Linked DNA regions of Homo sapiens: region 2 is linked to region 1. Evidence: read pairs that join two places in POLR2A ChIA-PET (ENCODE). Cell type or tissue: B cell. All regions are shown on one strand.

Region 1 (5,000 bases):
TGTGTGCCACTGAATAATAATTCTCCTAAACACACTGTGGGTACTGCTTCCAGCCCCTTCCTGTCATTCCACTGCTGCTTTGCAAACCAGCACAGAGGCAGAGCGAGCTTCAGGTTGCAATGAAGTCACAACAGAGTAACAGTCTTTCCACATCAACAATTCTCCTGATTCCCACAGCACGGACAACAGTAACACTCTGTGTGTAGGTATATCCCTGGAATCTCCCAGAGACAGGTGGTAGGGAGGTCTACCCTCCTACAACAAAAAATGTCCTGCTTCTTTATTTAGTATGTGGAATCACAAAACATTATTTTTCTGAAAGAACCTAAAAGCTCATCTAGTCTAACCTATTTATTTTGGTATAAAATTATTTTATTATTCAAATTTATTTATACTGTAGAAAAATTAGAAGTATCAGCAATCAAAGAGAATAAACATAAGGTCATCCTACATTTTACCTCTTAGAAATATTTCACTTAACTTTTTGGAGAAAAATCCCTCCAACTATTTTATATATGTGTGTGCATATGTATGTAACTGATATACATGGTTAGGCTTTGTTCCCCACCCAAATCTCATCTTGAATTGTAATCCCCACATGCAGAGAGAGGGCAGTGAAGTGATGGGATTATGGGGGAGGTTTTCCCCTTGCTGTTCTCGTGATAGTGAGTGAATTCTCACAAGATCTGATGGTTTTATAAATGGTTGTCTATCCTGTGCTCTCACACGCTCTCTGCCACCACGTAAGATGTGCCTGCTTCACCTTCTGCCATGATTGTAAGTTTCCTGAGGCCTCCTCAGCCATGTGGAACTGTGAGTCAATTAGACCCCTTTCTTTATAAATTACCCAGTCATGAGTAGTATCTTTTTTATTTCTATTTTTTATTTTTTTAGAAGGGGTCTCGCTCTGTCACCCAGGCTGGAGTGCAGTGGCATGATCTCAGCTCACTGCAACCTCCACCTCCTAGGTTCCAGCGATTCTCCTGCCTCAGCCTCCTGAGTAGCTGGGACTACAGGGGCATGCCACCACACCTGGCTAAATTTTGTATTTTTAGTAGAGACGGGGTTTCACCATGTTGGCCAGACTGTTCTCAAACTCCTGACCTCAGGTCATCCACCTGCCTTGGCCTCCCAAAGTGCTGGGATTACAGGCATGAGCCACCGTACCCGGCCACAGGTAGTATCCTTATAGCAGTGTGAGAACGGACTAATACACACACACACCCAATCGGAATGTGTTGTAAGAAATGTATCATTAGGCAGTTTTGTCACTGTGTAAACATCAGAGTGTACTTACACAAACCTAGATGATATAATGTACTGTACAGCTCAGCTATATGGTTTAGTCTGTTGCTCCTAGGCTACAAACCTGTACAGCATGTCACTGTACTGAATACTGTAGGCAGTTGAAACATAATGGCAAGGATTTGTGTATGTAAACATTGAATTCAGTAAAAATACAGTATAAATAATTTTAATATGGTACACCTGTAGAGGGCACTTATCATGAATGGAGCTGGTAGGACTGGAAATTGCTCTGGGTGAGTCAGTGAGTGAGTGGTGAGTGTATGTCAAGGCCTAGGACATTATTGTATACTACTCTAGACTTTATAAATGCTTAGGCTAAATAATTTTTTTCTTTCTTGAAAAATAAGTTAATTTTAGGTTACTGTAACTGTTTTACTTTATAAATTTTGAAATTTTAACTTTTTGGTTCTTTTGTGGTAACACTTAGCTTAAAACACAAACTCATTGTGCAGAGCCACAAATATATTTTCTTTCTTTATATGCTTATTCTATAAGCTCTTTTCTACTTTAATTTGTTTTTCTTTTTAAACTTTTTTGTTAGAAAAATAAGCCACCAACACTTATTAGCCTATGCCTACAGAGGGTAAGTATCATCAATGTCACTGTCTCCCATCTCCACATCTTGTTCCACTGGAAGGTCTTTAGAGGCAATAACATGCATGGAGCTGTCATCTCCTGTGATAACAATGCTGTCTTCTGGAATATCTCCTGAAGGACCTGCTTGAGGTTGTTTTACAGTTAACTTTTTTGTATGTAAGTAGAAGGAATGCACTCTAAAAAAACTATATAAATTATAATATAGTAAATACATAAACCAGTAACATAGTCATTTATTATCATTATCAAGTATCATGCACAGACATAATTGTATGTGTGACAGTTTTACAGGACTGCGGCAGAGTATGTTTGTTTCTACCAGCCTCACTACAATAATGACACTGCAACATTGTACTATGACATTACAACAGCCACAGCATCACTGAGTGATAGGAATTTTTCAGTTGTATTAAAATCTTATAGGACCACTATTGTACATTTGGTTGGTCCATTGTTGAGAAAAACATTATTATGCAGGGCATGACTGTATATAAAAATATATATGATAGTTTCTTTTATCAAAAATGGGATCATATTATACTTCTACTTTTTGGCCCACTTAATTACAGATCTGCCACTACTAGCTGTGTGTCAAATTTCTTAATTGCTCCATCTTAATTTCCTCATCTATAACACGGGCATTAACAACAGTCCTTGTGTTGTTTCATATGTTGCTCACTGGCATAACAACAGGGTTGTTATGAGGATTAAATGAGTTGATGCTTGTGAAATGCTTAAAATAGTTTTTTTTTTTTTTATTGTTTTGTTTGTTTGTTTTTTGGAGACGGAGTCTTGCCCTGTCGCCCAGGCTGGAGTGCAGTAATGAGATCTCAGCTCACTGCAACCTCTGCCTCCCAGATTCAAGTGATTCTCCTGTCTCAGCCTCCCAAGTAGCTAATTGTTTTGTATTTTTAGTAGAGAAAAGATTTCACTATGTTGCCCAGGCTGGTCTTGAACTCCTGACCTCAGGTGATCCACCCACCTCAGCCTCCCAAAGTGCTGGGATTACAGGCATGAGCCACTGTGCCCAGCAAAATATTATTCAATAAATGTTATTATTATACTACAATCTATTATATACTTTCTTACTGTTTGTCATATGAACTACAGCCAATTAATCCCTTCATTATGCAGATGAGAAACATGAAGCTCAAAGAGGATAATTACCTTGACAATTTAACAATGTTCCTAACAGAACCAGAATGCCAGGACTTTTCTCAGTACTTTCTCTTCTTAACACCAACAGAACAGCTAGTAGCAAGAGACCTTACTAGATGCACAGCCCCGTGCTGAGAACTTTGCATCCATTAATTCACATGATCCCGACAAATAACCTTAAAAAGGCAATTACTATTATGATTCTAATCTTATCCATGAAGAAACTAGGACCTATACCAGTTCTAAGCGAGCAGACTTTGCCTAAGAAGTCACAACTAGCAAGCTGCAGAGCCAGATTTCAATTCAGGTATTTCTGACTCAGAAGCCTTTGCCTTAAAACATAATCCTATGCCTTATCACATGAGGATTTCCTCATATTAATGGGGATTTCCTCATGCTAATGGTGATTTGCCAGTAAATCTCTAAAAGTCATTAAGACTATCAAGGTCATTAAGATAGCATGATTCTCCAATGAGCTAACTTATTATAAAGGGACTTAAGTACCATGAAGATTCCAGCAGCCAGACATTCAAAGTTCTGACTTAATTCACCTTAGATGTATATTTCTACTTTCTGCCTCGCAGTTCCTCAGGCACACCTGCAACATGAAAGCCCCCTCTGTACTCATATCTCACTCAGTACACCTTCCACTTTCCTTCAAAAAAATAAAAAAAAAAGAAAACCAGTTGCTTTTTGTTGAGTTTTGAAAACCGCTGCAGTAACAGGAGTACGATGTGGGGATCTTAGATTCTTCTCAAATGGTCAGGGAGGGATTAGGGTATTTGTTAGGCCTAATCTCACCATGCTCTCTCGAGACTGTAGGATACATTTTCAGCAATGCAGGAAGAAGCAGGCATGCTGCAAATGTTGAATAGATTTGTTTATGAGCTAGGACAGAAGGTCATATTTCCCGTTTTGAATAGGAAAAAATCCTAGGCAATCTTTTGTGTTGAAATATGAAATTATTCCATCCTTTCAATTCTTTGCTGCTTTTACATATTGCTCACTTGTATTTCATAGTGAGTCATGCCTGCAGCAATCTAAGGCTTGTCTTGCTTCATTGTAACCACCTGCTTTCTCATCAGCTCAATTGATGAAAACTTCAAGTGCAACTACAATATATGTTTTTACTGATTTTTGTGGCCAAACAAAAGCCTTCAAATGAATGTTGGGAAACTACCGCCACGTATTTTGCCCATAAACACAAAAACTCCAATATTCAAGGGGACAACTGGCCACTTAAGTATTAGAATTTTACAAGTTCATTTCATAGACTGGTTACAAAAACTTTACAGAGCATTTTATCTTTATAAACAGTCAGAAGCTTCCCTTCTTTAGTTGAATATGCATTTTTGCTCAGGTGAGTTCCTGATAGAAGATGCCAATATTCTATAAAACACTTTGGATAATGTGATTGTTAATTTTATGTCACCTTGACTAATCTAAGTGATGCCCAATAGGGGTAAAATATTACTTTTGTGTGTGCCTGGGAAGGTGTTTTCTGAAGAAAATAGACTGAGTAAGGAAGATCGCCTTCACCAATGTGGGTGAGGCCCAACAAAAAAAACAGACGGGTGAGTTTGCTCTCTCTGTTAGAGCTGGGCCATTCATCTTCTCCTGCCCTGAGACATCAGTGCTCTTGGTTCTTGGGCCTTTGGACTCCGAAACTTACACTACTGATGACCCTTGTTCTCAGGACTTCAGTTTGTACTGAAATTACACCACTGGCTTTCCTCGGCCCCCAGTTTGCAGGGGACAGCCTGCAGGACTTCTCCGCTTCCATAATCATATGCATCAATTTCTCATAATGAATATATTTCTATATATCTATATATAATATTGGTTCTCTTTCTCTGGAGAACCTTGACTAATGCGGGAAATAATGATAAACCCAAGGAAGCAAACAAGATAATAAGGATTTGAAAAATAAAGTAACT
Region 2 (5,000 bases), 460 kb after region 1:
GGAGACAGACTGAAATCAGTCTATTATAAAAATTATGATGCATGTGTAAAGCAAGAACAATTTGCAGGGAATAACAGACTTCAAAGTGAATAACTTTGTGGGTACAGATCAAAAGGCAGTAACTTCTGATAAAGATTTTGAAGGACAAATAGCAGCTTACCGAGACCAAAAGGGGCTAGGGAAAGAGCATTCTAGGCATTCAAATGTGTCCTAAGGAGCAGAGGGATGTTTTAGCTTGATATATTTGCAATACTATTTTCCAGCTGAGGGAATGTGCCAGGAGAGAGATTGGAGAGTTTGTCAAGGAAAGTCCCCTATGCTAAGGATAAGTACTTTAAGCTTTTAGTATATACGTATATTCCAAAGGGTATTTAGTAAGGAAAAGACTTGATCCTATGTGGTATATGTTACTATTATGTTTTATTCACTTGGACATGAATCTGAAGTTAGTGCTGGAGGGAGCAAGGCTGAAGGCAGAAATTCCATCTAAACTTCATGTAATGGTCCAGACAGCGCTTGAACCAAGACAGACATAGTGGCAACAGCAGTGGTGGTAAAGATGATAGGATTTTAATAAATATTTAAGATTTGGGGTCTAAAGAAGGAGGGTGATGAGTGGAAAGAGAAATCTAGAATGATTTTCAGTTCCCTGGTTTATGTGACTGGTTTATGTGACTTGATAGATGGTGATGCCATCATCCAAGACAGGATGTGTATGTAGGCACAAGTTTGGGCAAGAAGGCAATGGATTCATTTTAAATCGGCTGAATATGAGCATTTTATGTGACACCTAAATGAAACCACCCAGTTGTAACAGCTGTTTGTAATTTCTCTGGAGTTCATTTGGGAGATCTGGTTTAGAGACACCACTCTGGAGCTATCATTGTGTAGACAGTGGTAAAATCATGCAAGTGGATGAGATTACAAAGCCAGGGATAATGCCTGCAATTAATGAAAAATCAAAGGAAGTGGGGCCACAGAGATTGAGAAAGAACAATAGTCTAGTGGAACCTGAGGAGAGGTGGACTCAAGAATACCTGCTGGGTTTGACAGTTAGGAAGTAACTGGTGCAATATGTCCATAGAAATGGAATAGAATGGCCTGGGACAAGGCCATTATGATTATAGTGAATCAAGAGTGATTAGGGAGAGTGAGGAAAAGGAAGATACTCAGGGTGGACTAGTCTTTCAGGTAGCTTGACTGAGGAGCTATATGACAGTAGCAACAGAGAATGAGAGAGACAAGGGAAAACTTTATGACCATGGAAGACATTCAAGTGTTTATAGGCAAAGGGAAAGAAACCATTTGAAAAGAAGTTAGAAATAGAAGAAAGGGAGTAAATAATTGATGATGGAGTGTGATCCTTGAGAAAATAGTCATGAGAATACTAGCAGACTGATTAGCTTTAGGTAGGAATAAAGACCTTCTGAGACCATAAGGAAAGAAAAAGTATGAAGATAGAAAGGGTGACGTGACATAGGAAGTAGAGAACCAGAAAACAGAGAATGTGGATCCCAGCCCACTTTCTCTCTTACTTGTGTGGTAGAAATTAAACTATGTGCTGAAAGTGAAGGCTAAGGAGAAACCTGGAGATGGTATAGAAACCTCCTGAAAGGGTGGCTGGGAAAGAGAACTGACCAGAGACATGGCAAAAAGTAGAGTGAGATCAGCACAGGGATTAAGGTATATAGCCAAAGAGGCCTTGCACAGTCCAGTTCCAGAAAATGCCACTCCTCACTTGAGTATTGTTGCCTCCCTGATCATTAAATATTAGCAAAAATACTGTAAAATGATGGAATCCCCAGCTGCCTTGCTGTGGAAAAATGGATTCTACAAGATGTTTACCAAGTTTGTTTCCAGTGTCTATTTTCTTACCTGAATTAATTATGACAGTTGTTTTTAAAGGTTTACTTTGTTTTAAGAAAAGAAGGGAAGCCAGGCTCAGTGGCTCACACCTCTAGGTCCCAGCTACTCAGGAGGCTGAGGTGGGAGGATCGCTTGAGCCTGAAAGTTTGAATCCAGCCTGGACAACATAGTAAAACCCTGTGTCTACAAAAAAGCTGGGGCGGGTGGGTGGAGTAGGTTGTGAGGGTTAAAGGAGGTTATGCATGTAGGGTGCATTGTATAGTGTTGGTCCCATAATTGACACTCAGTGATTGATAGATATTATCATTATTGTTGTTGCTATTCATTCTGAAAGTCTATAATGTAGCTTTGGGCTGTATTTAGCTTTCCTCTTTCTCACTGTCTCCACTACTCTGCCGATATCACGATTTTCTTATCTTTTCTGATTCACTAAGCAGCTCTTCCTTGTATGTCAAAGTCAGGTATAGACAAATAGTTATCCTATTTCCTCAAGCTCCTGGGGATGAGATTTACAGGAAGTCCAATTTAGTATTTATAAAATGCTTACTTCTGTACAGATAATTAAAATGCTATTCAGGAAGGCAAAGTCTACCGTTTCTAGTATACTTTGCTTCCATGCTAATTTTTGGTTGGTGTCTTTAATTGTATTATGTATTATTTTTATCCAAACAGATAATTTGTGGTAGACCACAATAACTTCTTCTTTTTTTTTTTTTTTTACCTTGTTTCCTCCTCTAAATGGTGTGAAATGCTTGACGATTGGAGTGCCTTTTCCTATCATCCTCCATTGACATGCTAATGTTAAGTTTTATTGTACCGCAACTAAGTGGAATCTGAGATTATATTTACCACTTTGTGTTATAAGTGTAAGTTCAGCCTTTGTATCACCCATCCTATACATTCATTCGTTCACTCAATTAAGAAACTTTTTGAGGCAGTCACTGATTAATAAGTCAGGATGCAGGAGTGAACAGTCTCCGTTCTTGGGAAGCTGTGTTCTAGTAGGGAGAGACAAAGAAACTGGTAAATTTAAAGAATACAAAATAAGTGAGGTTGTAACAAGTGCTGTGAAAGAATATTAAAGAAGAGATAGAAAGTGTCAGGTAGGAAATACAAGAGATGGGGATCAGGGAAGACCTTTCTGAGGAAATAACTCTTCAGTAGGGTACTCAATAAATAAAGAGGAGAGCAGAGGACATGTTTAAGGGGAATAATTCTGTAGGTAAAGGAAGTGCAAAGGACGTGAGGTAAGAATTGGCCTGGTATTTTTAGGAGAGCATGACCACTGTGGCCGAAGCAAAATTAATGACTAGGAGAGAGGGAAGCTGTGGTTAGAGAAGGAGTGGGGGCCATAACACAATTCAAATATGACACTGCAGGGGTTTTTTGTTTGTTTTTTTGAGATAGTGTCTCTCTCTTTTGCCCAAGTTGGCATGCAGTGGCGTGATCTGGACTCACTGCAACCTCCACCTCCTGGGTTCAAGCAATTCTCCTGCCTCAGCGTGTCAAGTAGCTGTGATTACAGGCATGAGCCACCACGCCCAGCTAATTTTTGTATTTTTAGTAGAGGCGGGGTTTCACCATTTTGGTCAGGCTGATCTCGAACTCCTGACCTCAAGTGATCCACCCACCTCGGCCTCCCAAGGTACTGGGAGCCACCATGTGTGGCCCACTGCAGGGTTTTGAGCAGAGAAATAAAACATTGGTTTTATGGTATCTTTAGATTTTAAGTATTATTTCTGTCTCCATTATGTTTTAGCCTCTTTTTTGACTCATGAGCAAGTAATCAAAATGATTCAGTATTCTATGAAATGTACTACTAGTGAAAAGTATCTCATAGATAATTTAAGCTCAAATCCCCACTAATTTACTTTATGTGGGTAGAATACTAAAAACAGATAATATTGTTTCTGTTAAATTCAATCATGTGACTCAAAGAAATGAGTGTCTGTGGATGGAGAGACAGAATCATAATTCTGTTACTGTGTACACATATTGGGAATGCTTTTGACACCTGCAGTCATTCTGCATGATAATTCTAATATCATTTCTCTTTGTCCATAACACAATGTTTATAACTTGGTCACAGATACATTTGACTTTTGCCAAAAATGACTTCAAAAAAAGGACTTTGAGTTTCTTCTTCTTAAGTAAAAATATAAACATATTAGGGCCCAATTTTTCATCTTATTCTGAATCACATAGGTAATGCATCTTACCCAGAGAAGATAATACTGATAAAGGAAAGAAGAGGGGAAAAGAAAGTGTCCTCAAGGCCTAATATTGCATGACTAATCTTCTAAGTGCTGCTGAGGAGAGCTGATCAAATCTCCCAGCACTTCCCTGTCATTACAGGGCCCAGTGTTTGCATAGGGCATGCACTGGGCTGCTGAGATCTGTGTCTTGAAAGGCCAGTATCTTGAAAATGATAATATTATTAAGTCATTAGTGCTGAATTCTGCACTCAGAACTCAGCATGGATATACACTAAAATCTAGTTTAATTTGAAGAGTAAATTGCAAAGAGAAATATAGGATGAGTTCCACTTTAAAACTGACAAATGAGTGTTTTCACAAGTAATCTCCTTTAGGAAACTGAGAGTGATGTTTGGACAATTATGAATTACCTTTTAAAAATTGCTATGTAAATTATTCATTAATAGTTTAGAGAATTTTTATGCTAATCATTCACTTCTAGTCATAATACTATTCTAGTAAAATATGAAAGTGCTATGCAGAATTAGTTGGGAAAGCAATGTAAAAGAGATAATTTGTTACCAACAGCTAAAATTGTATGGTAATGCCTTTTTGCCACATGGCTTAAAAATACCCGGAAAAAAAAAAGATTTTAAAGACTTCAGGTGAATTTAACTGTATTGTTCTATTTACTCTAGCATATCTTTTCAAGTAGTAATAGTTGTTGCAGTGGATTTACACCCCAAGCCAATAGAAAAAAGAGTTAAGGTTCTCAAAGCCTTTTATCTTTTGTGTTATTTATTGAGTAGTTACAGGACAAAAGCACACAAGCAAACCCAACAAACAGCAACAACGACAAAAAAAAAAAAAAAAAAAAACACAAAAAAAACCCTCAAAAGTCACTTTGGGTAGAAGATCCATTCCACTTTGTAAATTTAT

What was found. Peaks named below come from ENCODE experiments on the same cell type or tissue, not always from the same donor. Only the 100,000 strongest peaks of a DNase experiment are listed, where the experiment ranks them.
Region 2: POLR2A ChIA-PET joins it to region 1 with 6 read pairs; 4 of 35 experiments call an interaction of 5 or more read pairs at or near these places.

The regions. Positions count from the first base shown.
Region 1 is chr4:101,598,878-101,603,877 of GRCh38, reverse strand. No RefSeq gene overlaps it. Among named protein-coding and RNA genes, the nearest start is that of BANK1, 190 kb to the left of the region's middle. In B cell, no CTCF peak of the experiment used is centred here; no DNase peak of the experiment used is centred here.
Region 2 is chr4:101,139,636-101,144,635 of GRCh38, reverse strand. All of the region lies in intron 2 of PPP3CA (protein phosphatase 3 catalytic subunit alpha), which reads left to right. Among named protein-coding and RNA genes, the nearest start is that of MIR8066, 99 kb to the left of the region's middle. RefSeq lists an enhancer at 3,213-3,362. In B cell, no CTCF peak of the experiment used is centred here; a DNase peak (open chromatin) is centred at 3,105; H3K27ac peaks cover 590 bases.